Linked DNA regions of Homo sapiens: region 1 is linked to region 2. The links are chromatin loops, found by intact Hi-C in ENCODE. Cell type or tissue: mesothelial cell of epicardium. All regions are shown on one strand. Each heading gives the region's core, and the rest is flanking DNA. Links, peaks and the distances in the headings are about the cores only.

Evidence for each region. A loop is a pair of places that touch in the nucleus more often than their neighbours do. Peaks named below come from ENCODE experiments on the same cell type or tissue, not always from the same donor. Only the 100,000 strongest peaks of a DNase experiment are listed, where the experiment ranks them.
Region 1: a loop joins it to region 2, with 8 times the contacts of the local background. A loop is called at or near these places in 63 of 110 quality-filtered maps.

The regions. Positions count from the first base shown.
Region 1 is chr14:105,574,970-105,589,953 of GRCh38, forward strand. It overlaps IGH and IGHA2. Among named protein-coding and RNA genes, the nearest start is that of MIR8071-1, 39 kb to the right of the region's middle. In mesothelial cell of epicardium, for the core only: no CTCF peak of the experiment used is centred there; a DNase peak (open chromatin) is centred at 7,942.
Region 2 is chr14:105,699,761-105,714,744 of GRCh38, forward strand. It overlaps IGH and IGHA1. Among named protein-coding and RNA genes, the nearest start is that of MIR8071-2, 67 kb to the left of the region's middle. RefSeq lists an enhancer at 1,183-1,504. In mesothelial cell of epicardium, for the core only: no CTCF peak of the experiment used is centred there; DNase peaks (open chromatin) are centred at 6,981, 7,481, 8,731, 10,031 and 3 weaker places.

The sequences.
Region 1 (14,984 bases), core at 4,339-12,338, 120 kb before region 2:
AGTGGGCCTTTGAGCCTTCGCGTTCTCTGCAGGGTGGGACCTGCCCAAGGGCTGCTGAGGGCTTCCCAGGGGTCCTGTGGGTCCCACCTAGGGGCAAGCTGGTGAGGAAAGTGGGTCCTGCCATGGCGGCCGGGTGGGCTGAGTTTTCGGCATCTCTGGGCCCAACAGCAGGTCCCTGGAGCGGCGCCCACCCCTCCCCCAGGCAGGTGTGAGGGCTCTGATCTGTTTCTCCTTGAGTGACTCATTCTGGGCAGACTTGGCCCTCAGGGCACATGCAAATGGTTGTTTGTTCCACACCGAAAACATGTTTCTTGCCCTCTGAGGCTGTTTCCAGAAATAGCTTGCACGATTCTCCACCTGCAGCTGCAGCCGCCACCCACCCAGTGTGGCCAGGCTGGCCCAGGCCTCCAGATTCGGGGACACCCCCCGCCCCCTCCCCCAGCGTGGCCAGGCTGGCTCAGGCCTCCAGATTCAGGGACACCCCCCCCCCCAACAGCGTGGCCAGGCTGGCTCAGGCCTCCAGATTCGGGGACACCCCCCCACCACAGCGTGGCCAGGCTGGCTCAGGCCTCCAGATTCGGGGACACCCGCCCCCTCCCCCAGGACAGGCCCACTTGGGTTACTGACACTGGGACCACCCTGCAAACGTCAACTTTATTGAATTCAGTGGTTCTGAACTTGTTGCCATCTTTGGGACCAGGACCCAGGGGCAGCCCCCAGGTTGGCAGGAAGGGCAGGGGAGCCAACGCTGGCAGGGCCCCCAGCCAACCCCCACCCCAGAAGCCCCAAGGAGGCTGAGCGGAGGTGGCCCTGGTGGCCTGGGCACAGGCAGCCCGATTGGTACAAGGCCTGTCTGGTGCAGGCCCGCACCTCCCCCACCCTCATGGCCTGGTGGTCCCCACTGTACAGAGAGAACACTGAGGCTCAGCAGGGCCAGGGACATGGCCTGAGGTTACATGGTGATGGGGGCTGGGTCTCCGGGCCTGGGGGCCGTGGTGGGTGCAGCACCCGGACTGCGTGGGCTGTGGCCTCCCTGCTCCCAGCTCTGTCACACCCGTCTCCATCTGAGCCTCCAGCTCCATCTTTCCCGCTGTCCCTGTCTCTGGCCACCCTTCTGTCTCCCTGTCTCTCTGCCTCTCTGAAGGTATCTCCCTGCCCGAATCTCTGTCTCTGTCCCATTGTCGGTGTCTCTGACTCATCTCTGTCAAGCCCGTCTGCTGGGCTTTGTCCCGCCATCTTGCCTGTCTTGGCCTCTCTCTCTTTCTGTGTGTCTCCGTCTGTGCCTCCTTTCTCCATCCATCTCTCCCCCGTGTCTGTCTCTATCCCTCCGTCTCTCTTCCCGTCTATCCCTCCCTCTGTGCCTGTCCCTTTGCTGTGTCCCTTTCTTTGCCTCTGTCTCTCTGTCTGTCTCTTCGTGTCCCTGTGTGTGTCTCTCTCTGTCTCTCTGCTTCTCTTTCTGTATCTCTGTCTATATCTCAGCCTCTTTGTGTCCCTGTGTGTGTGTCTCTCTCTTCTCTGTCTTTCCATGTCTCTGTCTATATCTCTGTCTCTCTGCCTCTGTATCTCTGTCTGTCTGTTCGTGTCCCTGTGTATGTCTCTCTCTGTCTCTTTCTGTATCTCTGTCTATATCTGTCTCTCTCATCTGTCTCTTCCTGTGTGTGTCTCTCTGTCTCTCTGCCTCTGTCTCTGTCTCTCTGTCTCTTCATCTCTGTCTGTCTCTGCCTGTCTGTGTCATTTGGTGTCTCTGTTTTTGTATGTCTCTCTGTTTGTCTGTGTCTCTTCCTCTCTGTAGCTCTGCCTCTCTCTATCTCTCCTTATATCTGTCTTTCTCTCTCCCTGTTTCTTTCTCTGTCTCTTTTTGTCTTTCTGAGTCTGTCTCTGTCTCTGTCTCTTCCTCTCTGTATATACCTCTCTGTCTTTCTGTTGCTGTCTGTCTCTGTTTCTCTTCTCCTCTCTCTATCTCTCTTTGTCTGTCTTTCTCTGCCTTTCTAACTCTGTCTTTCTCTGTCTCTCTGTCTCTATCTCAGTCTCTCTTCTTATCTCTCTCTCTGTCTCTCTCACTCTCTGTATCTCTTTGTCTCTGTCTTTCTCTTATCTCTATCGCTCTGTCTCTATCTCTCTTTCTGTCTCTCTGTATCTCTATCTCTGTCTCTCTCATGTCTATCTCTCTGTCTTTCTCTGTCTCTCTGTATCTCTGTCTTTCATCTCTATCTCTATCTCTGTCTTTCTGTCTCTATCTCTGTCTCTCTATCTCTTTCTCTGTCTCTCTGTATCTCTCTGTCTCTATCTCTCTCTGTCTTTCTCTGTGTCTCTGTATCTCTGTCTCTATCTCTGTCTCTCTATCTCTCTCTGTCTCTCCCTGTCTCTCTCTATCTCTGTCTCTCCATCCCATGTGGGTCTGTGGGTTTCCCCGAGGCTCAGAGCCCTGCCCCGGTCAGCACAGACAGGGAACAGGGCGAGGGCTGGGTGGTGGCCCAGTGACCTTGGGGGCCAGGCCTGGGGGGTGCAGGTGGGCCCGTGCTGCCGTGCCCCCCACCCACAGACAGGCCCCGGCTCTGGCCCAGCACCCGCTCCGCCGCTCCCAGCTGCAGGCTGAGCTCTGCCCGTTTGCTGCTGGGCCATGTGTGTTTGGGGCCTTTCCTGAGCCAGGCCTTGGGTGGGCCCTGTTTCCCCAGACCACCCATGAGCAGAGTGTAGGGCACGTGCCCAGCTCACAGAGGGGACCTCTGAGGCGGGGTGTGGTGGGCACACAGCAGTGAGCCATGAGGCTGGTGGCCCAGAGGCTTGGACATGCCGTGGGCCCCATAGGAAGTGACAGGGCTTGAGGGAAGCTCAGTGTGAGTGTGTGAGCGTGGGTATGAATGTGACAGTGACTCTCTATCTGTCTCTTTGTATCTCTGTCTCTCTGTGTGTATCTTTCTATCTCTGTCTCTCTATATGTCTCTCTATCTCTGTCTCTCTGTATCTCTATCTCTCTGTGTGTATCTTTCTATCTCTGTCTCTCTTTCTTGATCTCTCTCTATCTCTGTCTCTGTAACTCTCTTTATCTCTTACTGCTTCTGTTTCTCTCACTCTGTCTCTGTCTCTCTTTATCTCTGTCTTGCTCTCTCTCTCTGTAACTTTATCTCTGTCTCTCTGTTTCTATCTCTGTTTTTCTCTGTCTCTGTCTGTATCTCTGTCTCTCTTTATCTGTCTCTCTGTCTCTGTGTATCTCTGTCTCTCTGTAACTTTATCTCTGTCTTTTTCTGTCTCTGTGTGTGTCTGTCTCTGTGTCTTTGTTTTTCTCTCTGTCTCTGTCAATGTCTCTTTCTGTATCTGTTTCTTTCTCTCTGTCTCTGTCTCTCTATCTCTGTCTCTATCTCTCTGTCTCTCTGTAACTCCTCATCTCTGTCTCTGTGTCTGCATGTCTCTTTCTGTGTCTCTGTTTCTCTCTCTGTCTCTGTCTCTCTGTGACTCTGTCTCTGTCTCTGTCTCTGTCTTTCTCTGTTACTCTGTCTCTCTCTCTGTCTCTCTGTGACTCTATCTGTTACTCTGTCTCTGTCTCTGTCTCTCTCTGTCTCTCTTTCTCTGTTACTCTGTCTGTGTCTCTGTGTCTCTCTCTCGTCTGTCTTTCTCTGTTACTCTGTCTCTGTCTCTGTGTCTCTGTCTCTCTGCACTGTTTTCCTGGTGAAGGAGAAGCCATGTACCTTCCTGCATGATCTGTGCTCAGCTCACAACCACCCCATGATTGAGGACACCCCTCCTTCTAGAAGGTTCCCAGCTAACAGGTGCAGAAGGAGTGAAGATTGAAATAGGAGACCCCATCTTGAGACCCTCCCGGAACAGTGCCCCTGGGCCGTGTCCCCACTTCGGGACGTGGGATCTCGGTGCCAGGCGTGCGCTGCCTGACCCCGATCCCGTCGGCGTGTGGGCCCTTCCTCAGCCCAGGTGATTCCCTGTGGGCACGGGACTGGGCAGTGCTCCCCACGGCTGCTGGGCCCCAGGACCGGCCTCCAAGGCTGAACCGCGGCTCTGCCAGCTCCACAGACAGCCAGCAGCCCACCCGACAGGGACCAACATGACAAGGTGCTCAGGGCCGCCCTGTGCCCCGGGACCCAGCTGCAGCCTCAGCAGGACAGGGCTGGGGGCGGAGGGCACAGCCGGACTCCTGAGGACAAACGGCCCGCGCCCCGGGTGAACTCAGTGCCGTGAGGAGCCTGTGCACGGGCTGTGGTGGACGCGTCCCTGAGACCCTGTGTGTGCTGTAGCGTGGCTGTGCCCGCTGCCCTCACCACCTGCTGCCCGGGGCCCAGCCTCCCTCGCTGGGGCTGGAGGGTGGATCCAGCAGGGACAGCGTGATGCTCAGAGTCATCGCATAGTGACAAGGACGGGGGCTGCTTTCAAAGCTCCTGAATGTTTTAGTGGCTCAGAGTGAAGGTTCACAGGCCTCGGGGGACATGGCCTAGACTGGGCGTGGGTCCAGCCCCTTGGCAGGCAGTGGGTACAGGGCGTGTCCTCCTCCATCCCCATCTGTCTGGTCCGCAGCCACACGCTGAGCCTGGGTCCCCGACTCCCCCCCGACCCGGCAGCTCAGGCCCAAGTCCCTGTCCCCTCCCCACATCCCCTCACAGCAGGTGCTTCAGAGGGGCCCTGGAACGTGACCAGTGTGGGGGAGGTGCTGCGGGGACTGGGGACCACACACGGCACCCGGCCCAGTGCCAGGGGGAGGCGGGTCAGGGCCCAGGTCTCCGAGGCCCAGGCTGTGCGTGTTGGAAGCCCCATTGTTGATGGAGTCAGATGCCCACATCCTCATCCCCGCCTGGGGCCCCTTCTCCAGGAGCCCTGGGTTCAGTCAGAGCCCAGCCAAGGTCCCCTCCCTGGCCAGAGGCCTCACTGTCTCGGTCACCCTCACCTCACTGCCCCCACCTCCTCACCCCTGCCAGCCTGGCCACTCTGGGCTGCTCCTGGCCTCCTTCCCACAAACACGGACCCACAGGTTCTCCAGGCCCTCCAGGACCTTTGCCCACTCCACAGCTCCTGCCCCTGTCCTGTTGACCTCCCAGCGTCCATCCCTGTCCTCGGGCTGCACCCTGCTGGCTGTCCTGTTCTCTGACCATCCCCCACTGTCCAGTCCCTCCTGGGAGACCTGAGGCTGTCCTGGGCTTCAGCCCCCAGGGCTGGGGTCGCAGTGCGCAGGGTCCTGGGACCTCCTGCTCCCGCCTCTCCCATGTTGTTACCCACCCCAGCCCGATGTTCCAGGTCCTGTGTGGATCTGCAGGTTTCCTGGAGGCTCAGAGGCCTGCCCCGTCCAGCACAGACGGGGAACAGGGCGAGGGCTGGGTGGTGGCCCAGTGACCTCGGGGGCCAGGCCTTGTAGGTGCAGGTGGGCCCGTGCTGCCGTGCCCCCCACCCACAGACAGGCCCCGACTCTGGCCCAGCACCCGCTCAGCCGCTCCCAGCTGCAGGCTGAGGTCTCCCCATTTGCTCCTGGGCCATGTGTGTTTGGGTGTGAGTGTGGGTATGGATGTGACAGTGACTTAGTGTGTGGCTGTGAGCATGGGTATGTTTCTGTGTGTTTGTGTGTGAATGTTGTATAATAGTCGTGGTGTGTGTTTGTGAGTATGACTGTGTGAGAGGGGCTTGCACCTGAGTTCCTGGGCCCATCTTGCTGCCTCTTTCTCTCCCTGTGTGTTCTCTGCCTCTGTTGTGTTCTCTCTGCATGTCTGTCTCCATGTCTCTTTTTCCCTGTTCCCATCTCCTCCCTTTTTCTCCCATCTCTGTCTCTGTTTCTTATCTATCTCATCTCATCTCTCTCTTTCTGTCTCTTGTGTCTCTGTCCCTCCCCGTCCCTGTCTCTTATCTCTCTCCATCCCCATCTCTCTCTCTGTGTCTGTCTTTGTCCCTGTCTCTATGTCTCTTGTCTCTCCCCATCCCTGTCTCTCTCTATGTCTCTGTGTCTCTTATCTCTCCCCATCCCTGTCTCTCTATGTCTCTGTGTCTCTTATCTCTCCTTGTCCTTGTCTTTCTCTGTCTACGTCTCTGTGTCTCTCTCCATCCCTGTCTCTCTCTATGTCTCTGTGTCTCTTATCTCTCCCCATCCCTGTCTCTCTATGTCTCTGTGTCTCTTATCTCTCCTTGTCCTTGTCTTTCTCTGTCTATGTCTCTGTGTCTCTCCCCATCCCTGTCTCTCTCTCTCTGTGTCTCTTATCTCTCCCCATCCCTGTCTCTCTCTATGTCTCTTCATCTCTTATCTCTCTCCCCATCCCTGTCTCTCTATGTCTCTATGTCTCTTATCTCTCCTTGTCCTTGTCTTTCTCTGTCTATGTCTCTTGTCTCTCCCCATCCCTGTCTCTCTCTCTCTATGTCTCTGTGTCTCTTATCTCTCCCCATCCCTGTCTCTCTCTATGTCTCTTCATCTCTTATCTCTCTCCCCATCCCTGTCTCTATGTCTCTGTGTCTCTTATCTCTCCCCATCCTTGTCTCTGTCTATGTCTCTGTGTCTCTTGTCTCTCCCTGTCCCTGTCTCTCTCTATGTCTCTGTGTCTCTCTGGGCCCCTGGTCCAATGTCCCCTTCCCAGAACCCCTGTTTCCCTGGTGTGGGGTGCAGGTCCTTCTGTGGTCCTGTGGGCCGTGCTTGTGCTGGGCACAGCCTGCCAGGGCAGCCGCTCAAGCCCCAGGGCTGGGCACTGCGTCCTGGCTCTGGCCAAGGGCCCTGGGGAGAGCTGAGGGAGGTGCGTGCAGGGTGTGAGGCCCACCACAGTCACTGCCAGATGCTCAGTGCTGGTGCTTCCCTGGGTCTGCTGTGTGGTGGGCACAGCCCTCGTGAGGGCTGCCCATGGAGGAGGCCTGCCGCCTAGAGAGCCCGGACAGGGGGACAATGGCCTGTGCTGACCCTGGCGGAACCCTGGCTGACCCCAGATGACCCCAGATGGCCCTGGCTGACCCTGGCGGAACCCAGATGACCCTGGCTGACCCTGGCTGGCCCTGGCTGACCCCAGATGACCCTGGCTGACCCTGGCTGATCCTGGCTGACCCTGGCTGACCTCTGCCTAACCCTGGACCTGGAAAGCCCTAGCTGACCCCGGGCTGGTTGGGGCTGGGCCTCCCTGTGGCTGCAGCCCCTCGCTCAGGCCCCAGGCACACCTGGCCAGGTCTCGGTTTTGGGGCATGTTTCTCAGAACAGCAGTTCTCTGGCTGGAACACCTGGCCTGGGCTGTGTTCACAATGACTCAGCCGCCCCACAGGGCTATTTTGGATATTTCTGCAGGTGATGGGGTACAAGAGGCTTCAGGAGAGAGAGAAAAGCAAGAGAATACAAACAGCATGGCCTCCCCCGACCTTCCTGTCCCCACTCCTGTACTGTACCCCCTCCCCAGTGCTAAGTCGAGACCTGGCGACCCCTTAGGGGCTGGGGCTGGGTGTAGCTCACAGGGCCTGGGCTGGTCCTCTCCCCACCAAGTCCTCCTGGGGCCTACACACCCCTCTGAGCCTGGAAAAATGGAGCAAGTCATTGGGGTCATTTCTTCATCTACCAGTGAGTACATGCACTGAGAGGGTCTCGGCTCCCCTGGAGGCCTCCCTCCACCACTGCAGGTCACTTACTCATGAGGGCCAAGGCTCAGAAATCAGACAGGACTCAGTGTCTAGTCAGACTGATACATGCTCAGAAAAGGAATCAGATTTCAAAATGAATATGTATAAGAAAAGAACCGGGGATCAGTGATCAGGAACAGGGATCCATGATCTGGTCCAGGGCTCAGCGGTCAGGAACAGGGCCCAGCGATCAGGACCAGGGCTCAGTAATCAGGACCAGGGCCCAGTGATCAGGACCAGGGCCCAGCGATTGGGTCCAGGGCTCAGTGATCAGGAACAGGGCTCAGTGATCAGGACCAGGGCCCAGTGATCAGGAACAGGGGCCAGTGACTGGGTCCAGGGCTCAGTAATCAGGACCAGGGCTCAGTGATCAGGACCAGGGCTCAGTGATCAGGAACAGGGGTTAGTGATCAGGAACAGGGCTCAGTGATCAGGACCAGCATTCAGTGATCAGGACCAGGGCTCAGTGATCAGGAACAGGGCTGAGTGACCAGGACCAGGGCTGAGTGATCAGGTCCAGGGCTGAGTGATGAGGACCAGGGCTGAGTGAGGAGGTCCAGGGCTGAGTGATGAGGTCCAGGGCTGAGTGACGAGGTCCAGGGCTGAGTGACGAGGACCAGGGCTGAGTGACGAGGTCCAGGGCTGAGTGACGAGGACCAGGGCTGAGTGACCAGGACCAGGGCTGAGTGATGAGGTCCAGGGCTGAGTGACAAGGACCAGGGCTGAGTGACGAGGTCCAGGGCAAAAAACAGGAGTAGGACTCAGTGATCAGGACTAAGGCTCAGTGATCAAGGCTAGAATTAAGTGATCAGGAACAGGGACCAAGTAGTAGGACCAGAGCTCAGTGATCGGTAAACGGGCCCACTGGTCAGGACCAGGGCCCTGTGATCAGGATGAGGACCCAGTGAGGAGGACCAGGGCTGTCTAGGTTATGAGGAATAGGGATCCCATGTAGTTCTTAGGAGCAGGCTTCTTTGCCATGGTCTCTGGTGAATCCAGCATTCATCCTTGGGCCTCAGCCTCATTCAAGATCAGGTCATTTCTTGATTTTGGGACCAGGGGTACCCTCTGTCCATGCCCACCATGACCACCATGACACCCAGGGGGACTTTGAAGCAGGCGTTCTCCAGTCTAAAGCCACCACCCTTTCCCTGACCCCCGTCTCCTCATTCAGAGTCTGTGAACATTTTCCTTGGGGCCACTTTATTGCACCTGGAAGCCACGTGAGTAAGGGCGGGTCGGTGATGTCTGAAAGGGCTGAGTTCTGGCAAGCATAGCTGGCTTCTCCAAGAGGTTCCTCCACACTTCCTCCCTGCAAAGACAGAGGGGTCACAGCCTGAAGGAGCAGCATCCTTGCCAACGCCCTCTGTCTCAGCCCTGGCCTGGCTCATGGGAGCCTGGACGGAATCCTCGTTACTGCACTGGAGGGAAGCTCAGCCCTGACCCTGGGCCTGCGCGTGTCCTCAGTGTCTGTGAAGGGCCCCCAGGAGAGCACGTCCCCCCACAGTGGGAGCAGGTGGTGCTCTCCTCTTAGCCAATCACTGCAGCCCACCCCATCTACTGTGGGCTCATCCCCCTCCTGGGCTCCCACCTGTGCCTTGCCGGCTCCCGCTCAGTACTGGGGGCCCTCCCTCTTGCCAGATGGGCCCCGGACGCTGGTCACGGTCAGTGCTGTGCTATAGAACAGGCTCAGCAGGAAGAGGGTGAGGAAGGTGATGGTGGTGGGCCACAGGTTGGCGCCGGGGGTCTCCTCCTCCAGGGTCTCCTGCGGCAAGTCCAGCACCACATAGGGAGGCGGCATCTGCCAATCTGCAACACAGCAAGAGCCTGCCAGGCCCAGACTCCCAGACTCGTGTGAACAGCGGCTATGCTTCCTTGGGGTCTGGGGACAGTGGGGTCTGGGTCCCCATCTAAGGCCTGAGACTCCCCCAGGGAGGATGAGGAGGCAGGGTCCCAGGTGAGGGGCTGGGACCTTCTGTCTTTGACATTCTTAGGGCACTTCAGGGAGAGACTTGGCAGGGCAGAAAGTGGACACCATCTGCTTCTCCAAGGGAAGCTTGAGCCCGAGGTACCCTCCCGCCCCTCCCACCCCACCCCGTCTCAGTCCCAGCCACGTATTCAGTGACTGGGTCCCGGGGCCAGAGAGGACCAGACACACCCACCCTCAAGGAGATCTGGGTCCAAGACAGAGACCTGGGTCTGACACTCAGTGTGCCAAAGGTTGAATGGGCAAGACCAGAGGCCTCTGTTGCCTTCCCAGGGAATGTGGCTGAGGGGTTACAAGCGAGGGCCAGGTGAGGGCCACCAGCACGGGCATCCTCATTTTCCTCAGGGTCTCAGGGCATAGACCTCCCATGTACAGCTGTACCTGCTTGTCATATGCTGATACATCCAGTCATTCACCTGTCTTTCTATCCTTCCGTCCATCTATCCATCCATCCATCTATAAAGCTATTATCCGTATATCCACCCCTCCATCAGTAACACTCCTACCCACTCACCCATCCATTCATCGTCCATTCATCTATTAATGTAAGGCTATCACTTAAATATCCACCCATATATCTATAAAGCTATTTTCCATCCATTCATCCTTCTTCCATCTATCCATCCATCCATCCATCCATCCATCTATAAAGCTATTTTCCATCTCTTCATTCATCCATTCATAAAGCAATTCTCCATCCAATTATCTTCCATACACCTAGCCTCCATAGATCTACCCACCCACCCACCCATCTATCCTCAATCCTCCCTCCATCCACCCATCCTCCATTCACCCCTCCATCTATCTTCCATCCTCCATCCACCCTTCCATCCTCCATCCGCCTACCCACCCATCCATCATCCATCCATCCATCATCCATCCATCAGTCCATCCATCTTCCATCCTTCATCCACTCATCCATCCTCCATCCACCCATCCTTCATCCATCCATCCATCACATATCCATCCGTCCATCCTCCATCCAGCCATTTACCCACCCATCCATTTTACCACCCATCCATCCTTCATCTACCCACCCTCCATCCACCCATCCATTCATTATATGTCCTAGGATCTACCCATGTGTCTGCCTGATCTCTGTCTGCTGGTTCAGCCCCTCATCTGTTGATTCTCTCTCTTTCCCCCTCTCTTTAAAAGCCCCTCCCCAGGCCAGGTCCTGGGTCCCATGGGCTGGAGGGCTTCTCTGTGGCAGGGCTTCCCCAAGTGACCTGTTGCTCTCAATTACCCTCTGGTGACTGGACCCTCAGGGGTGACAGTGGCCTCCACCTCACCTTGGCCCTGAGAGCAGAGGGAGGCAGCCAGAAGGCGGGGGCCCCTGGGGAGGCCCGGAAGATGTCTAAGGCACGAGCAGGGGCCTCACTGCCCCCTTGTGGGAGTCTGGGTGCCAGGTGTCCCCACAGTGGTTGTGGGACTGTTCTTTCACTCCTGGGAGCCCCAGGCAGAAGCCAGAGGCATGCAGAGGGCCCTGGGCAGGCCCTGTCTCACTGGCCTGCTTCTGATGCCACCCCACGCGGCCCCTCCCTGTCTATGCTTTGGGTCCTAGTTGGGCTTAGGAAGGGATGGGAGACTTGGCCAGGCAGGGAGCAGGGGCTGCCTGGGAGGGGTCTGTGGAGTTGGTCCCTGAGCTGTGCACAGTGGAAACACAGGGAAGCCAGAGGGGCCTGGGGGAGCAGGCTGAGCTTGGGGGCTTGGGAGGGGACTCCCCTGGCTTTTCTGGAACTGGGTCTGGGCTGTGAACGTTCCACTCCTGCAGGGCTCAGGCGTATATGTGAGTGTGAGTGTGCATGTGTGCCCACGTGCCCCGTACAGAGCAGTGTGGTTAAGGGGAGGTGCCCCTTCCTGCATGCGTCAGTGGGACGTCCTGAGGCCCACCCACTAGGGTGGTGGGGCCCTCCTGGAGCTTGTCCTCCCAGTGGGGCCCTGGAGTCCAGCCCCTCACTCCCTCGCCACTCCTGCCACTACCTGCGCCTTTCTTGGCTAGCCTGCTCCTTTTACCCTCCCTATTCCCTCCCAGCTACAGCCAGAGGCGGCTCTCTCAGGGACAAACGGCCATGCCACTGCTCACTCAGAACTGTCCGGGGCATGTGCGTCTCTCAGAACCCATCCTGGGCTGTGCCTGCCTTGGCAGACCTAAGATCTCACACCAGCGAGGCCTCCTGCACCACACACTCTCACACTCACAACTCACACTCACACCAGGGTGGAAAGTCTCATGGGGGTGCCAGGGGCCCCCCGAGGCTCAGGGCAGGGGGTATTCTTCCCTGTCCATGCCCTGGCCCTTTCCCAAGTGCTGAGACCCTGAGGATGGACAGACAGGCGCCGGATGGAAGCGTGGGGCTGCTTGGGGGAGCATGGAGTTTATTCAGGGGTGGGGACAGGCGGGCGGCTCAGTAGCAGGTGCCATCCGCCTCCGCCATGACAACAGACACATTGATGTGGGTGGGTTTACCCGCCATGCGGTCGATGGTCTTCTGTGTGAAGGCCAGCGGCAGGGCCTCGTGGCCCACCATGCAGGAGAAGGTCTCCCCCTTCTTCCAGTCCTCAGCTGCCACGCGCAGTATGCTGGTTACAGCGTAGGTGGTGGTGCCCTGGCTGGGCTCCTGCCGGGATGCCCAAGTCAGGTACTTCTCGCGGGGCAGCTCCTGTGACCCCTGCAGCCAGCGAACCAGCACATCCTTGGGGCTGAAGCCACGTGCCAGGCACGTCAGCGTCACCAGCTCGTTCAGGGCCAGCTCCTCCGACGGCGGCGGCAGCAGGTGGACCTCGGGCCGGAATGTGTTTCCTGGAGGGTAGAGAGCCAGGTCAGGGGGCTGGGCAGGGGATGAGAGAGCCCCTCTGCTCTGGTGGGCACCCTGGGCTGTGTCCTGGCCCCTCAGCCTGCCTCAGTTTCCCTCTGTACTTGGCATGAGCACTGGAGCCCAGGATTGGGAGGGAGGAGGCAGGCCGGGAATATGCTTTGCAAACCAGAGCACTGAGCAGGGCCCCGAGCAGGGTCTGGACCCACCGGATTTTGTGATGTTGGCGGTTAGTGGGGTCTTCAACTCGGGGTGGGCAGCAGTGCAGGTGAAGGTCTCCCCATGGTTCCATGGCTGGGCACAGCCAGGCAGGACACTGGACACGCTGTAGCAGCCACAGAGGTCACGCTCAGGTGGTCCTTGAACAGCGCTCTTCCCACTTGAGGGCGTCCAGGTGAAGGTGGCACCAGAGGCATCTCTCAGGCCGGTCAGTGTGCACGTGAGGTTCGCTTCTGAACCTAAGAGCAGGTCCTCGAGGGCCGGTCGGTGCAGCGACAGTCGGGGGTGGCAGCATGGGGGAGGTGGGGGAACTGGAGTGGAGAGATGGCCTGAGCTGGTCAGAACGCCCTTCCCCGTGCCCCCGCCTCGCCCCTCCTGGCCTGTCCACCACCACCTCCTGGGGCTCGGCCCGCGGTCCACTCTGGTGTGAGTGAAGGGGCGGCTCCCTGTGGGGAACACGGGTGCAGGCGCAGTGTCAGGGCAGGACGGGGTGGCCCCGCCCCACTCCCCAGCCTGCCCTCTGACCTCGGCAGGGCACAGTCACATCCTGGCTGGAATTCGTGTAGTGCTTCACGTGGCATGTCACGGACTTGCCGTCTGGGCACTGTGTGGCCGGCAGGGTCAGCTGGCTGCTCGTGGTGTACAGGTCCCCGGAGGCATCCTGGCTAGGTGGGAAGTTTCTGGCGGTCACGTTCTGTCCGCTTTCGCTCCAGGTCACACTGAGTGGCTCCTGGGGGAAGAAGCCCTGGACCAGGCATGCGACGACCACGTTCCCATCTTGGGGGGTGCTGTCGAGGCTCAGCGGGAAGACCTTGGGGCTGGTCGGGGATGCTGGAACACAGAATGCGCTGTGAGGACGCGGCCCTCATGCCATGTCCCCAGGAGGACAGGCTGTACCTGCCTCTCCTCTACACTGGAGGAACCCAGCACAGAGAGGCCTGGTGACAGCCCCAAGGTTACACAGCTCCTGCACCATGGGCCTGCGGTTGGACCCAGCTGTCTCATCCCAGCGACACAGTTTCTGAACATGCTCCTTAGATAGGGCCTCTGACCCAGGCCATCCCAGACACAAGTTATATTAAACAGGGCTCTGCCATGGAGTGGCTGAGTCCCCTGAGCTCCCTGACCCCAGTTCCTGCTCTGGGTGGGGGACATGTCTTGCTCTTTCCCCTGCCCCTAGAGAGGATTTTGGTGGGGGCTCTGAGGAGGGGGCCTGGGCTCTGAGTGCTGTGTGCATGGGGTAGGGGTGGAGTGGCTTGGCTGTGACCCCATCCCCCTGTCCCTGGTCAGAGTCTCAGTCCAACACCCACCACTCCATGAGCCCCACCCCAGGCCCAAACAAGCCACAGTGGACCCCTGTGGCCTATGAGGTCTCGGGACTAGAGGCCAACAGGCTAAGCCATGTCCCTGCCAGGCCCTCCAGGACAGGGCCTGTTACCCAGGGGAGCTCTGGGCCCAGCCCACTCCAAATTTCCTTCAGGCAGTGGGCAAGAGAGAAGACAGAATCATGGTGCAACAGAGCTGCGTGGCCCTCAGAACCCCTAAGAACACAGCTGGGCTCAGGGCTCTGCAGGTGGAGTCACACTCAACCCACGGCCTCCTTCCCACATTAGCAGCCACCTCAGCTCATCCAGCCCAGCCCAGCCCAGGCCAGTCCAGCTCAGTCCAGCTCAGTCCAGCCCAGCCCAGCTCAGCCCAGCTCAGCCCAGCCCACCCCAGGGCAGCTCAGTACAGCTCATCCCAGCCCAGCCCAGCCCAGCTCAGCTCAGCTCAGCCCAGCCCAGCCCAGCTCAGTCCACCTAAGCTCACCCAGCTCAGCCCAGTCTAGCTCAGCTCAGTCCAGCTCAGCCCAGTCTAGCCCAGCCCAGTACAGGTCAGCCCAGCTCAGCTTAGCCCAGGTCAGTCCAGCTCAGTACAGCTCAGCTCAGCCCAGCCCAGTCCAACCCAGCCCAGCCCAGTCCAACCCAGCCCAGCTCAGCTCAGCCCAGCCCAGCTCAGCTCAGCTCAGCCCAGCCCAGTCCAACCCAGCCCAGCCCAGCTCAGCCCAGGTCAACGCAACCCAGCTCAGCTCAGCATAGCTCAGTCCAGCTCAGCCCAGCCCAGCTCAGCCCAGCTCAGCTCAGCCCAGCCCAGCTCAGCCCAGCTCAGCTCAGCCCAGACCAGCTCAGTCCACCTAAGCTCACCCAGTTCAGCCCAGTCCAGCTCAGATCAGGTCAGCCCAGCCCAGCCCAGCCTAGCCCAGCTCAGCTCAGCCCAGCCCGGCCCAGTCCAGCTCAGCTCAGCTCAGCTCAGCTCAGCCTAGCCCAGTCCAGTTTAGCCCAGCTCAGCCCAGCCCAGCTCAGCCCAGCCCAGCCTAGCCCAGCCTAGCTCACCCCAGCCTAGTCCAGCTC
Region 2 (14,984 bases), core at 4,351-12,350:
GGCCAGAGGCCTCACTGGCTCGGTCACCCTCACCTCACTGCCCCCACCTCCTCACCCCTGCCAGCCTGGCCACTCTGGGCTGCTCCTGGCCTCCTTCCCACAAACACGGACCCACAGGTTCTCTAGGCCCTCCAGGACCTTCGCCCACTCCACGGCCCCTGCCCCTGTCCTGTTGACCTCCCAGCGTCCATCCCTGTCCTCGGGCTGCACCCTGCTGGCTCTCCTGTTCTCTGACCATCCCCCACTGTCCAGTCCCTCCTGGGAGACCTGAGGCTGTCCTGGGCTTCAGCCCCCAGGGCTGGGGTCGCAGTGCGCAGGGTCCTGGGACCTCCTGCTCCCGCCTCTCCCATGTTGTTACCCACCCCAGCCCGATGTTCCGGGTCCTGTGTGGATCTGCAGGTTTCCTGGAGGCTCAGAGTCCTGCCCCGGCCAGCACAGACGGGGAACAGGGCGAGGGCTGGGTGGTGGCCCAGTGACCTCGGGGGCCAGGCCTTGTAGGTGCAGGTGGGCCCGTGCTGCCGTGCCCCCCACCCACAGACAGGCCCCGACTCTGGCCCAGCGCCCGCTCGGCCGCTCCCAGCTGCAGGCTGAGGTCTCCCCATTTGCTCCTGGGCCATGTGTGTTTGGGTGTGAGTGTGGGTATGGATGTGACAGTGACTTAGTGTGTGGCTGTGAGCGTGGGTATGTTTCTGTGTGTTTGTGTGTGAATGTTGTATAATAGTCGTGGTGTGTGTTTGTGAGAGTGACTGTGTGAGAGGGGCTTGCAGCTGAGTTCCTGGGCCCATCTTGCTGCCTCTTTCTCTCCCTGTGTGTTCTCTGCCTCTGTTGTGTTCTCTCTGCATGTCTGTCTCCATGTCTCTTTTTCCCTGTTCCCATCTCCTCTCTTTTTCTCCCATCTCTGTCTCCGTTTCTTCTTATCTCTCTCATCTCATCTCTCTCTCTTTCTGTCTCTTGTAACTCTGTCTCTGTCACTGGCCTCGCCTCTGTCCCTCCCTGTCCCTGTCTCTTATCTCTCTCCATCCCCATCTCTCTCTCTGTGTCTGTCTTTGTCTCTCCTTTCCTGTCTCTCTTGTCTCTCCCCATCCCTGTCTCTCTCTCTCTCTATGTCTCTGTGTCTCTTGTCTCTCCCCTCAGATAGACCATGGTTGACCCTGGCTGACCTCTGCCTAACCCTGGACCTGGAAAGCCCTAGCTGACCCTGGGCTGGTTGGGGCTGGGCCTACCTGTGGCTGCAGCCCCTCGCTCAGGCCCCAGGCACACCTGGCCAGGTCTCGGTTTTGGGGCATGTTTCTCAGAACAGCAGTTCTCTGGCTGGAACACCTGACCTGGGCTGTGTTCACAATGACTCAGCCACCCCACAGGGCTATTTTGGGTATTTCTGCAGGTCTATTCAAGAGGCTTCAGGAGAGAGAGAAAAGCAAGAGAATACAAACGGCATGGCCTCCCCTCACCTTCCTGTCCCCACTCCTGTACTGTACCCCCTCCCCAGTGCTAAGTCGAGACCTGGCGACCCCTTAGGGGCTGGGGCTGGGTGTAGCTCACAGGGCCTGGGCTGGTCTTCTCGCCACCAAGTCCTCCTGGGGCCTACACACCCCTCTGAGCCTGGAAAAATGGAGCAAGTCATTGGGGTCATTTCTTCATCTACCAGTGAGTACATGCACTGAGAGGGTCTCGGCTCCCCTGGAGGCCTCCCTCCACCACTGCAGGTCACTTACTCATGAGGGCCAAGGCTCAGAAATCAGACAGGACTCAGTGTCTAGTCAGACTGATACATGCTCAGAAAAGGAATCAGATTTCAAAATGAATATGCATAATTAAAGAACCAGAGATCAGTGATCAGGAACAGGGATCCGCGGTCTGGTCCAGGGCTCAGTGGTCAGGAACAGGGCCCAGTGATCAGGATCAGGGCTCAGTAATCAGGACCAGGGCCCAGTGATCAAGACCAGGGCCCAGTGATCTGGTCCAGGGCTCAGTGATTTGGTCCAGGGCTCAGTGATCAGGAACAGGGGTCATTGACTGGGTCCAGGGCTCAGTAATCAGGACCAGGGCTCAGTGATCAGGAATAGGGGTTAGTGATCAGGAACAGGGCTCAGTGATCAGGTCCAGGGCTCAGCAATCGGGAACAAGGGTCAGTGATCAGGTCCAGGGGCCAGTGATCAGGACCAGGGGCCAGTGATCTGGTCCAGGGCTCAGTGATTAGGAACAGAGGTCAGTGGTCAGGATCAGAGCTCAGTTACCAGAAATAGGGCCCAACGATCAGGATCAGGGCTCAGTGATAAATACTAGGGTTCAGTGATCAAAAGGAGGTCTGAGTGATTAGAATCAGGGCCCAGTGATCAGGACCAGGACTGGATGATCAGCACCAGGACTCAGAAGTCAAGAGCAGAGCCCATTGATCAGGACCAGGAGTCAGGGACCAGAACCAGGGGCCATTGGTCAGAACCAGAGCCCAGTGATTAGGAACAAGACCCAGTGATGAGGGCCAGGGCTCAGTGATCAGGACCAAGATTCAGGGATAAGAACAGGACCCAGTGATCAGGACCAGGACCCAGTGATCAGGACCAGGGCTCAGTGATTGACTATTGACTAGGACCAGAGCTCAGTTATTGACTGTTGACTGGGACAAGGGCTCAGTGGTCAGGACCAGAGCATAGTTAGCAGGACCAGGGCCCAGTGATCAGGGCCAGGGCTCATTGATCCAGAACATGGCCCAGTGATCAGGATCAAGACTCAGCGATCCAGACCAGGACTGAGTTAGGACCAGAGCCTAGTGATCCAGATCAGGGCTCAGTGATCACGACCAGGGCCCACTGATGAGGACTGGAATTGAGTGATCAAGTCTAGGACTCAGGGATCAGGACCAAGACTCAGTAATCAGGACCAGAGTTCAGGGGTAAGGACCAGAACACAGCATGACCAGGGCCCAGTGATCAGGAGCAAAGCCCTTTGATCAGGGCCAGGGTTCATTGATCAGGAGCAGGGTTCAGTGATTAGGATCAGGGCCCAGTGCCCAGTGCCCAGTGACTAGCATCAGGATCTAATAATCAGGACCAGAGCTGAGTGATCAGGACCAGGGCTGAGTGATCTGGACCAGGACTGAGTGATCAGGACCAGGGCTGGGTGATCAGGACCAGGGCTGAGTGATGAGGACTAGGATGGAGTGATCAGGACCAGGGCTGTGTGATCTGGACCAGGACTGAGTGATCAGGACCAGGGCTGGGTGATCAGGACCAGGGCTGAGTGATGAGGACCAGGGCTGAGTGATGAGGTCCAGGGCTGAGTGATGAGGACCAGGGCTGAGTGACCAGGACCAGGGCTGAGTGACGAGGTCCAGGGCTAAGTGAGGAGGTCCAGGGCTGAGTGATGAGGTCCAGGGCTGAGTGAGGAGGTCCAGGGCTGAGTGATGAGGTCCAGGGCTGAGTGATGAGGACCAGGGCTGAGTGACGAGGTCCAGGGCTGAGTGACGAGGTCCAGGGCTGAGTGACGAGGTCCAGGGCTGAGTGACCAGGACCAGGGCTGAGTGATGAGGTCCAGGGCTGAGTGAGGAGGTCCAGGGCTGAGTGATGAGGACCAGGGCTGAGTGATGAGGTCCAGGGCTGAGTGATGAGGACCAGGGCTGAGTGAGGAGGTCCAGGGCTGAGTGAGGAGGTCCAGGGCTGAGTGAGGAGGTCCAGGGCTCAGTGACGAGGACCAGGGCTGAGTGACCAGGACCGGGGCTGAGTGATGAGGACCAGGGCTGAGTGATGAGGTCCAGGGCCAAAAACAGGAGTAGGACTCAGTGATCAGGACTAAGGCTCAGTGATCAAGGCTAGAATTAAGTGATCAGGAACAGGGACCAAGTAGTAGGACCAGAGCTCAGTGATCGGTAAACGGGCCCACTGGTCAGGACCAGGGCCCTGTGATCAGGATGAGGACCCAGTGAGGAGGACCAGGGCTGTCTAGGTTATGAGGAACAGGGATCCCATGTAGTTCTTAGGAGCAGGCTTCTTTGCCATGGTCTCTGGTGAATCCAGCATTCATCCTTGGGCCTCAGCCTCATTCAAGATCAGGTCATTTCTTGATTTTGGGACCAGGGGTACCCTCTGTCCATGCCCACCATGACCACCATGACACCCAGGGGGACTTTGAAGCAGGCGTTCTCCAGTCTAAAGCCACCACCCTTTCCCTGACCCCCGTCTCCTCATTCAGAGTCTGTGAACATTTTCCTTGGGGCCACTTTATTGCACCTGGAAGGCATGTGAGTAAGGGCGGGTCGGTGATGTCTGAAAGGGCTGAGTTCTGGCAAGCATAGCTGGCTTCTCCAAGAGGTTCCTCCACACTTCCTCCCTGCAAAGACAGAGGGGTCACAGCCTGAAGGAGCAGCATCCTTGCCAACGCCCTCTGTCTCAGCCCTGGCCTGGCTCATGGGAGCCTGGACGGAATCCTCGTTACTGCACTGGAGGGAAGCTCAGCCCTGACCCTGGGCCTGCGCGTGTCCTCAGTGTCTGTGAAGGGCCCCCCAGGAGAGCACGTCCCCCCACAGTGGGAGCAGGTGGTGCTCTCCTCTTAGCCAAGCACTGCAGCCCACCTCATCTACTGTGGGCTCATCCCCCTCCTGGGCTCCCACCTGTGCCTTGCCGGCTCCTGCTCAGTACTGGGGGCCCTCCCTGTTGCCAGATGGGCCCCGGACGCTGGTCACGGTCAGTGCTGTGCTATAGAACAGGCTCAGCAGGAAGAGGGTGAGGAAGGTGATGGTGGTGGGCCACAGGTTGGCGCCGGGGGTCTCCTCCTCCAGGGTCTCCTGCGGCAAGTCCAGCACCACATAGGGAGGCGGCATCTGCCAATCTGCAACACAGCAAGAGCCTGCCAGGCCCAGACTCGTGTGAACAGCGGCTATGCTTCCTTGGGGTCTGGGGACAGTGGGGTCTGGGTCCCCATCTAAGGCCTGAGACTCCCCCAGGGAGGATGAGGAGGCAGAGTCCCAGGTGAGGGGCTGGGACCTTCTGTCTTTGACATTCTTAGGGCACTTCAGGGAGAGACTTGGCAGGGCAGAAAGTGGACACCATCTGCTTCTCCAAGGGAAGCTTGAGCCCGAGGTACCCTCCCGCCCCTCCCACCCCACCCCGTCTCAGTCCCAGCCACGTATTCAGTGACTGGGTCCCGGGGCCAGAGAGGACCAGACACACCCACCCTCAAGGAGATCTGGGTCCAAGACAGAGACCTGGGTCTGACACTCAGTGTGCCAAAGGTTGAATGGGCAAGACCAGAGGCCTCTGTTGCCTTCCCAGGGAATGTGGCTGAGGGGTTACAAGCGAGGGCCAGGTGAGGGCCACCAGCACGGGCATCCTCATTTTCCTCAGGGTCTCAGGGCATAGACCTCCCATGTACAGCTGTACCTGCTTGTCATATGCTGATACATCCAGTCATTCACCTGTCTTTCTATCCTTCCATCCATCTATCCATCCATCCATCTATAAAGCTATTATCCGTATATCCACCCCTCCATCAGTAACACTCCTACCCACTCACCCAACCATTCATCCTCCATTCATCTATTAATGTAAGGCTATCACTTAAATATCCACCCATATATCTATAAAGCTATTTTCCATCCATTCATCCTTCTTCCATCTATCCATCCATCCATTCACCCATCCATCTATAAAGCTATTTTCCATCTCTTCATTCATCCATTCATAAAGCAATTCTCCATCCAATTATCTTCCATACACCTATCCTCCATAGATCTACCCACCCACCCACCCCAGTATCCTCAATCCTCCGTCAGTCCACCCATCCTCCATTCACCCCTCCATCTATCTTCCATCCTCCATCCACCCTTCCATCCTCCATCCGCCTACCCATCCATCCATCATCCATCCATCCATCCATCCATCATCCATCAGTCCATCCACCCATCCATCCATCCATCTTCCATCCTTCATTCATCCACTCATCCATCCTCCATCCACCCGTCCTTCATCCATCCATCATATATCCATCTGTCCATCCTCCATCCAGCCATTTACCCACCCATCCATCCTCCGTCTACCAATCCTCCATCCACCCATCCATTCATTATATGTCCTAGGATCTACCCATGTGTCTGCCTGATCTCTGTCTGCTGGTTCAGCCCCTCATCTGTTGATTCTCCCTCTTTCCCCCTCTCTTTAAAAGCCCCTCCCCTGGGCCAGGTCCTGGGTCCCATGGGCTGGAGGGCTTCTCTGTGGCAGGGCTTCCCCGAGTGACCTGTTGCTCTCAATTACCCTCTGGTGACTGGACCCTCAGGGGTGACAGTGGCCTCCACCTCACCTTGGCCCTGAGAGCAGAGGGAGGCAGCCAGAAGGCGGGGGGCCCTGGGGAGGCCCGGAAGATGTCTAAGGCACGAGCAGGGGCCCCACTGCCCCCTTGTGGGAGTCTGGGTGCCAGGTGTCCCCACAGTGGTTGTGGGACTGTTCTTACACTCCTGGGAGCCCCAGGCAGAAGCCAGAGGCATGCAGAGGGCCCTGGGCAGGCCCTGTCTCACTGGCCTGCTTCTGATGCCACCCCACGTGGCCCCTCCCTGTCTATGCTTTGGGTCCTAGTTGGGCTTAGGAAGGGATGGGAGACTTGGCCAGGCAGGGAGCAGGGGCTGCCTGGGAGGGGTCTGTGGAGTTGGTGCCTGATCTGTGCACAGTGGAAACACAGGGAAGCCAGAGGGGCCTAGGGGAGCAGGCTGAGCTTGGGGGCTTGGGAGGGGACTCCCCTGGCTTTTCTGGAACTGGGTCTGGGCTGTGAACGTTCCGCTCCTGCAGGGCTCAGGCGTATATGTGAGTGTGAGTGTGCACCTGTGCCCACGTGCCCCGTACAGAGCAGTGTGGTTAAGGGGAGGTGCCCCTTCCTGCATGCGTCAGTGGGACGTCCTGAGGCCCACCCACTAGGGTGGTGGGGCCCTCCTGGAGCTTGTCCTCCCAGTGGGGCCCTGGAGTCCAGCCCCTCACTCCCTCGCCGCTCCTGCCACTACCTGCGCCTTTCTTGGCTAGCCTGCTCCTTTTACCCTCCCTATTCCCTCCCAGCTACAGCCAGAGGCGGCTCTCTCAGGGACAAACGGCCATGCCACTGCTCACTCAGAACTGTCCGGGGCATGTGCATCTCTCAGAACCCATCCTGGGCTGTGCCTGCCTTGGCAGACCTAAGATCTCACACCAGCGAGGCCTCCTGCACCACACACTCTCACACTCACAACTCACACTCACACCAGGGTGGAAAGGCTCAGGGGGGTGCCAGGGGCCCCCCGAGGCTGAGGGCAGGGGGTATTCTTCCCTGTCCATGCCCTGGCCCTTTCCCAAGTGCTGAGACCCTGAGGATGGACAGACAGGCGCCGGATGGAAGCGTGGGGCTGCTTGGGGGAGCATGGAGTTTATTCAGGGGTGGGGACAGGCGGGCGGCTCAGTAGCAGGTGCCGTCCACCTCCGCCATGACAACAGACACATTGACATGGGTGGGTTTACCCGCCAAGCGGTCGATGGTCTTCTGTGTGAAGGCCAGCGGCAGGGCCTCGTGGCCCACCATGCAGGAGAAGGTGTCCCCCTTCTTCCAGTCCTCGGCTGCCACGCGCAGTATGCTGGTCACAGCGAAGGTGGTGGTGCCCTGGCTGGGCTCCTGCCGGGATGCCCAAGTCAGGTACTTCTCGCGGGGCAGCTCCTGTGACCCCTGCAGCCAGCGAACCAGCACATCCTTGGGGCTGAAGCCGCGTGCCAGGCACGTCAGCGTCACCAGCTCGTTCAGGGCCAGCTCCTCCGACGGCGGCGGCAGCAGGTGGACCTCGGGCCGGAATGTGTTTCCTGGAGGGTAGAGAGCCAGGTCAGGGGGCTGGGCAGGGGATGAGAGAGCCCCTCTGCTCTGGTGGGCACCCTGGGCTGTGTCCTGGCCCCTCAGCCTGCCTCAGTTTCCCTCTGTACTTGGCATGAGCACTGGAGCCCAGGATTGGGAGGGAGGAGGCAGGCCAGGAATATGCTTTGCAAACCAGAGCACTGAGCAGGGCCCCGAGCAGGGTCTGGACCCACCGGATTTTGAGAGGGTGGCGGTTAGCGGGGTCTTGGACTCGGGGTAGGCAGCAGTGCAAGTGAAGGTCTTCCCATGGTTCCATGGCTCGGCACAGCCCGGCAGGACACTGGACACGCTGTAGCAGCCACAGAGGTCACGCTCAGGTGGTCCTTGAACAGCGCTCTTCCCACTTGAGGGCGTCCAGGTGAAGGTGACACCTGAGGCATCTCTCAGGCCGGTCAGTGTGCACGTGAGGTTCGCTTCTGAACCTAAGAGCAGGTCCTCGAGGGCCGGTCGGTGCAGTGACAGTCGGGGGTGGCAGCATGAGGGAGATGGGGTAGGTGGAGTTGAGGGAGATGGGGTAGGTGGAGTTGAGGGAACTGGAGTGGAGAGATGGCCTGAGCTGGTCAGCACATACTTCCCCATGCCCCCGCCTCGCCCCTCCTGGCCTGTCCACCACCACCTCCTGGGGCTCGGCCCGCGGTCCACTCTGGTGTGAGTGAAGGGGCGGCTCCCTGTGGGGAACACGGGTGCAGGCGCAGTGTCAGGGCACGACGGGGTGGCCCCGCCCCACTCCCCAGCCTGCCCTCTGACCTGGGCAGGGCACAGTCACATCCTGGCTGGGATTCGTGTAGTGCTTCACGTGGCATGTCACGGACTTGCCGGCTAGGCACTGTGTGGCCGGCAGGGTCAGCTGGCTGCTCGTGGTGTACAGGTCCCCGGAGGCATCCTGGCTGGGTGGGAAGTTTCTGGCGGTCACGCCCTGTCCGCTTTCGCTCCAGGTCACACTGAGTGGCTCCTGGGGGAAGAAGCCCTGGACCAGGCAGGCGATGACCACGTTCCCATCTGGCTGGGTGCTGCAGAGGCTCAGCGGGAAGACCTTGGGGCTGGTCGGGGATGCTGGAACACAGAATGCACTGTGAGGACGCGGCCCTCTCCTCTATACTGCCTCTCCTCTATACTGGAGGAACCCAGCACAGAGAGGCCTGGTGACAGCCCCATGGTCACACAGCTCCTGCACCACAGGCCTGCAGTTGGACCCTGCTGTCTGATCCCAGCAACATGGTTTCTGAACATGCTCCTTAGATAGGGTCTCTGATTCAGGCCATCCCAGACACAAGTTGTATTAAACAGGGCTCTGCCATGGAGTGGCTGAGTCCCCTGAGCTCCCTGACCGCAGCCCCTGCTCTGGGTGGGGGACATGTCTTGCTCTATCCCCTGCCCCTAGAGAGGATTTTGGTGGGGGCTCTTAGGAGAGGGTCTGGGCTCTGAGTGCTGTGTGCATGGGGTAGGGGTGGAGTGGCTTGGCTGTGACCCCATCCCCCTGTCCCTGGTCAGAGTCTCAGTCCAACACCCACCACTCCATGAGCCCCACCCCAGGCCCAAACAAGCCACAGTGGACCCCTGTGGCCTATGAGGTCTCGGGACTAGAGGCCAACAGGCTAAGCCATGTCCCTGCCAGGCCCTCCAGGACAGGGCCTGCTATACAGGGGAGCTCTGGGCCCAGCCCACTCCAAATTTCCTTCAGGCAGTGGGCAAGAGAGAAGACAGAATCATGGTGCAACAGAGCTGCGTGGCCCTCAGAACCCCTAAGAACACAGCTGGGCTCAGGGCTCTGCAGGTGGAATCACACTCAACCCACGGCCTCTTTCCCACATTAGCAGCCACCTCAGCCCATCCCGCCCAGCCCAGCCCAGGCCAGTCCAGCTCAGTCCAGCCCAGCCCAGCTCAGCCCAGGCCAGTCCAGCTCAGTCCCGCCCAGTCCAGCCCAAGTCATCCTAGCCCATCCCATCCCAGCCCAGGTCAGCCCAGCTTAGTCCAGCTCAGCCCAGGTCAACCCAGCCCAGGCCAGCTCAGTACAGCTCAGCCCAGCCCAGGCCAGCTTAGTACAGCTCAGCCCAGCCCAGCTCAGCCTGGCCCAGGCCAGCTCAGTACAGCTCAGCTCAGCTCAGCCCAGCCCAGCCCAGCCCAGCCCAGTCCAGCCCAGTCCAGCCCAGTTCAGCTCAGCCCAACCCAGCTCAGCTCCGCCCAGCCTAGCTTAGCCTAGCCCAGCTCAACACAGCTCAGTCCATGTCAACCAAACCCAGCTCAGCTCAGCCTAGCTCAGCCCAGCTCAGCCCACCCCAGCTCAGCCTAGCTCAGCCCACCCCAGCTCAGCCCAGCTCAGCCCAGTCTAGCTCAGTTCGGCCCAGCCCAGTCCAGCTCAGCTCAGCCCAGCCCAGCTCAGTCCACCTAAGCTCACCCAGCTCAGCTCAGTCTAGCTCAGCTCAGTCCAGCTCAGCCCAGCCTAGTCCAGCCCAGCCCAGCACAGGTCAGCCCAGCTTAGCTTAGCCCAGGTCAGTCCAGCTCAGCTCAGTCCACTTAAGCTCACCCAGGTCAGCTCCGTCCAGCTCAGCCCAGCCTAGCCCAGCTTAGCCCAGCCCAGCCCAACACAGGTCAGCCCAGCTCAGCCTAGCCCAGCCCAGCTCAGCACAGGTCAGACCAGCTCAGTACAGCTCAGGTCAGCCCAGACCAGTCCAACCCAGCCCAGCGCAGTCCAACCCAGCCCAGCTCAGCTCATCCAAGCCTAGCTCAGCTCAGCCCAGCCCAGGTCAGCCTAGCCCAGCCGAACCCAGCTCAGCCCAGGTCAACCCAATTCAGCTCAGCTCAGCCCAGGTCAACCCAACCAAGCTCAGCTCAGCCTAGCCCAGTCCAGCTCAGCCCAGCTCAGCTCAGCCCAGTCCAGCTCAATCCACCTAAGCTCACCCAGCTCAGCCCAGTCTGGCTCAGCTTAGGTCAGCCCAGCCCAGCCTAGCCCAGATCAGTCCAGCTTAGCCCAGCCCAGGTCAGCCCAGCCCAGGTCAGCCCAGCTCAGCTCAGCCCAGCCCAGCTCAGCCCAGCCCAGCCCAGCCCAGCTCAGCGCAGCCCAGCCTAGCTCACCCCAGCCAGGTCCAGCTTAGCCCAGCTCAGCCCAGCCCAACTCAGCTCAGCCCAGCTCAGCCCAACTCAGCTCAGCCCAGCTCAGCCCAACTCAGCCCAGCCCAGTTCAGCCCAACCCAGCCCAGCCCAGTCCAGCTTAGCCCAGCTCAGCCCAGCCCAGCCCAGCCCAGTCTAGCTCAGCCCAACCCAGCCCAGCCCAGCTCACCCCAGCCCAGCTCAGCTCAGCTCAGCTCAACCCAGGGCAGCCCAGCTCGTCCAAGCCCAGCCCAGCCCAGCCCAGCCTAGCCCAGCCCAGCTCAGGCCAGCCCAGCTCAGCTCAGCTCAGCTCAGCTCAACCCAGGCCAGCCCAGCTCGTCCCAGCCCAGCCCAGCCCAGCCCGTCCCAGCCCAGCCCAGCCCAGCCCAGCCCAGCCCATCCCATCCCGGCCCAGCCCGGCCCAGCCCAACCCGGCCCAGCCCAGCCCAGCCTAGCTCACCCCAGCCTGGTCTAGCTCAACCCAGCTCAGCTCAGCCCACCCTAGCTCAGCTCAGCCCAGCCCAGCTCATCCCAGCCCAGCCCAGCCCAGCTCGTCCCAGCCCAGCCCAGCCCAGCTTGTCCCAGCCCAGCCCAGCACAGCTCAGCCCAGCCCAGCCCAGCCCAGCACAGCTCAGCCCAGCCCAGCCCAGCCCAGCCCAGCCTGGCCTAGCTCACCCGAGCCTGGTCTAGCTCAGCCCAGCTCAGCTCAGCCCAGCTCAGACCCGCTCAGCCCGGCCCGGCCCGGCTCGGCCCGGCCCAGTCCGGCCCGGCCCGGCCCAATCCGGCCCGGCCCAGCTCAGCCCGGCCCAGTCCAGCTCAGCCCAGCTCAGCTCAGCCCAGTCTAGCTCAGCCCAACCCAGCCCAGCCCAGCCCAGCCCAGCCCAGCCCAGCCCAGCTCATCCCAGCCCAGCCCAGCTCAGCTCAGCTCAGCCCAGCCCAGCTCAGCCCAGCTCAGCCCAGCCCAGCCCAGCTCATCCCAGCCCAGTCCAGCTCATCCCAGCCCAGTCCAGCCCAGCTCAGCTCAGCCCAGCCCAGCTCAGCTCAGCCCAGCCCAGCTCAGCACAGCACAGCCCAGTCCAGCTTAGCCCAGCTCAGCCCAGCACAGCTCAGCCCAGTCCAGCTTAGCCCAGCTCAGCCCAGCCCAGCCCAGCCCAGCTCAGCCAAGTCTAGCTCAGCCCAGCCCAGTCCAGCTCAGCCCAGCCCAGTCCAGCTTAGCCCAGCCCAGCTCAGCCCAGCTCAGCCCAGCCCAGCCCAGCCCAGCCCAGCTCAGCCCAGCTCAGCTCAGCTCAGCTCAACCCAGCCCAGCCCAGCTCGTCCAAGCCCAGCCCAGCCCAGCTCAGCCCAGCCCAGTCCAGCTCAGCCCAGACTAGCTCAGCCCAGCCTAGCTCAGCCCAGCTCAGCCCAGCCCAGTCCAGCTCAGCCCAGCCCAGTCCAGCTCAGCCCAGCCCAGTCCAGCTCAGCCCAGACTAGCTCAGCCCAGCCCAGCTCAGCCCAGCCTAGCTCAGCCCAGCTCAGCCCAGACCAGTTCAGCTCAGCCCAGTTCAGCCTAGCCTTGCTCAGCCCAGCCCAGCCCAGGGCAGCTCAGGGCAGCCCACATGGACGTGTATCAGCTGGCTCCACGTCATCTTCTTTGCCCTCTGGCTCGGCTCAGCCTAGGCCTCAGCTCAGCCATGAAACCTGTTCACCTTGTATCCCAGGAAGGGCCGGGTCATCCCTGGTTAGGCCTGGCCAGCCTGGCTCAGCCCCCAGTGCCCAGATCCTTCCTGCCTGGTTAGGAAGCCCTGCCCTGTGGTTCCGGAGTCCCTGTGGTGACCTCTTTTGTCCTTCCCTCTTGTCTTGGTGCCTGTTCTCCACCTTTTGCTTCCAGAAGGGGCCAGGACCAGCCTGGCTGGACTCCTCAATGTGCAGAGGAGGAGACGGAGGCCTGGAGACCTCCAAGACCCACCTGGTCAGGCTGCTGGAGGGCCCGCAGTGCTGAGTGGGCGGCCTCCGGCGTGCAGGCCCTCATGGCAGGTCCACCCTCACGGGCGTCTGGCTGCCTGCCAAGAGGGCTGCTGTGGGGAGGGAGCCCTGGCCCGGCCCAGGCCCTGCCTTGATGGCCGTCTGTCCTTAGCAGAGCCCTGCTCTGCCTCGCTGGCTGTGTCCACAGATGTGGCTGGATGCTGAGGGGCTGGAGGGGAGGGCCTGCATGCCCGTACGTCTGGCCTACAGACAGGGTCACTCGCCCACTTCCTGCCCCAGCAGACACGGCCGCGCGGCTCCACGTCATGTCTGGCCTGTGGTCTGGCTGTGGTGGGGCCAGGTGTGTGTGGCCAGGGCTCTGTGACCCCACCGGCCGTGGAGCCTCATGGCTCCACATGGCTCCACAGGGCGGGGTGGGGGCCACGATGCAGGGAAACAGGAACAGACACAGTTAGAGGCTCAGAGACCCCGAGACAGAGATGGCAAAGGGGAGACACAGGGCCAGAGAGGGTCCCCGACCACCCGCAGGGGAAGGGTGCCTGTGAGTGGACTCCCGTTGAGGGGGCCTTGGGGCCACAGGGCGGGCATCAGGCTGGGGAGAGTGAGTCTTGCGCTGCTGGGTTGGAGCCACTCCGGCCTGGCCTCCCTCGGTCTGCCCCATGGGCCGCTGGGGGCCCCAGACTGCAGCCCAGGGTGGGGGCATGGGGGCACCCCGTCTCCTAGCCTGCAGCCCTGCGGGTCAGGGTGGCCAAGGTGCCTGCTCTACCCTGTCCAGCGCTGCCCAGGTGGCACTCCTACTGTGGGTCACCAGAGAGCTGGCCGTTGCGTTGGAGAGATCCCGCCAGCGATGCTGGCCCTGGAGTCGGGGGAGGCCAGCTATGTCTGGGGGCTCGGGTGGCACCGGCAATGGGAGGCCAGAGGCGCTTCACAGAGGAGCTGCTGCAGCGGAGTCCTGGAAAGCGTGGGCGTGAATGGAAGATGCCCTGGCCATGGGGCCGGGCCACCCCGGCGGAGGCTGTCGGGTGAAATCCAGGGAGTGACAGTGAGGCCGGATCAGGGCAGGTGGGGTCAGAGGAGGAGGGAGGTAGCCTGGGGCTGCCCCAGGGTCCTGGGAAGACACACCTGGCGGTTCAGGGAAGCTCTGGAGCTTTTGTTATGAACCTTGGGATGCCCCCGGCCCTCGCCAGGGGGACGTGGCTGCTGCATCTTAGTCATTTCTGGCTGCAATAACAAAAATACCATAGACTGGTGGGTTCAGCAGCAACATTCATTTCTCACGGTTCTCGAAGCTGGAAGTTCAAGGTCAGGATGGCAGCAGGGTCAAGTTCCAGGAAGGGTCGATTCCTGGTTCACAGACCCCCATCTTTTCACTGCGTCCTCACGTGGTGGAAAGAGGGCAGGGCTGCTCTCTGGGGTCCCTTTTCTTTAGGGTCTCTAGTGAGATTAGGGACCGAATCACATTTTTGAGGGTTCCCCCTCAGGCCCTAACCACCTCCCTGAGGCCCCAGCTCTGCATGCTCTCACTCTGGGATGACGGCTGTCACACAGGAGTTTCGGGCAGACACAGACCCTCAGACCATAGCACCACCCCTGTCTGCCTCTGCCTCTCCCCATCCCTGTGTCTCCTCGTCTGTCTCCAGCTAGGACACTTGTCCTTGGACCTAGCCCCCTCGATAATCCAGGGTGTCCTTCACCTTGAAATCCTTGACAATCCAGGGCGCCCTCACCTTGAAATCCTTGACAATCCAGGGTGCCCTCACCTCGAAATCCTTGACAATCCAGGGTTCCCTCACCTCGAAATCCTTGACAATCCAGGGTGCCCTCACCTCGAAATCCTTGACAATCCAGGGTGCCCTCACCTCGAAATCCTTGACAATCCAGGGTTCCCTCACCTCGAAATCCTTGACAATCCAGGGTTCCCTCACCTCGAAATCCTTGACAATCCAGGGTGCCCTCACCTCGAAATCCTTGACAATCCAGGGTGCCCTCACCTCGAAATCCTTGACAATCCAGGGTTCCCTCATCTCGAAATCCTTGACAATCCAGGTTTCCCTCACCTCGAAATCCTTGACAATCCAGGTTTC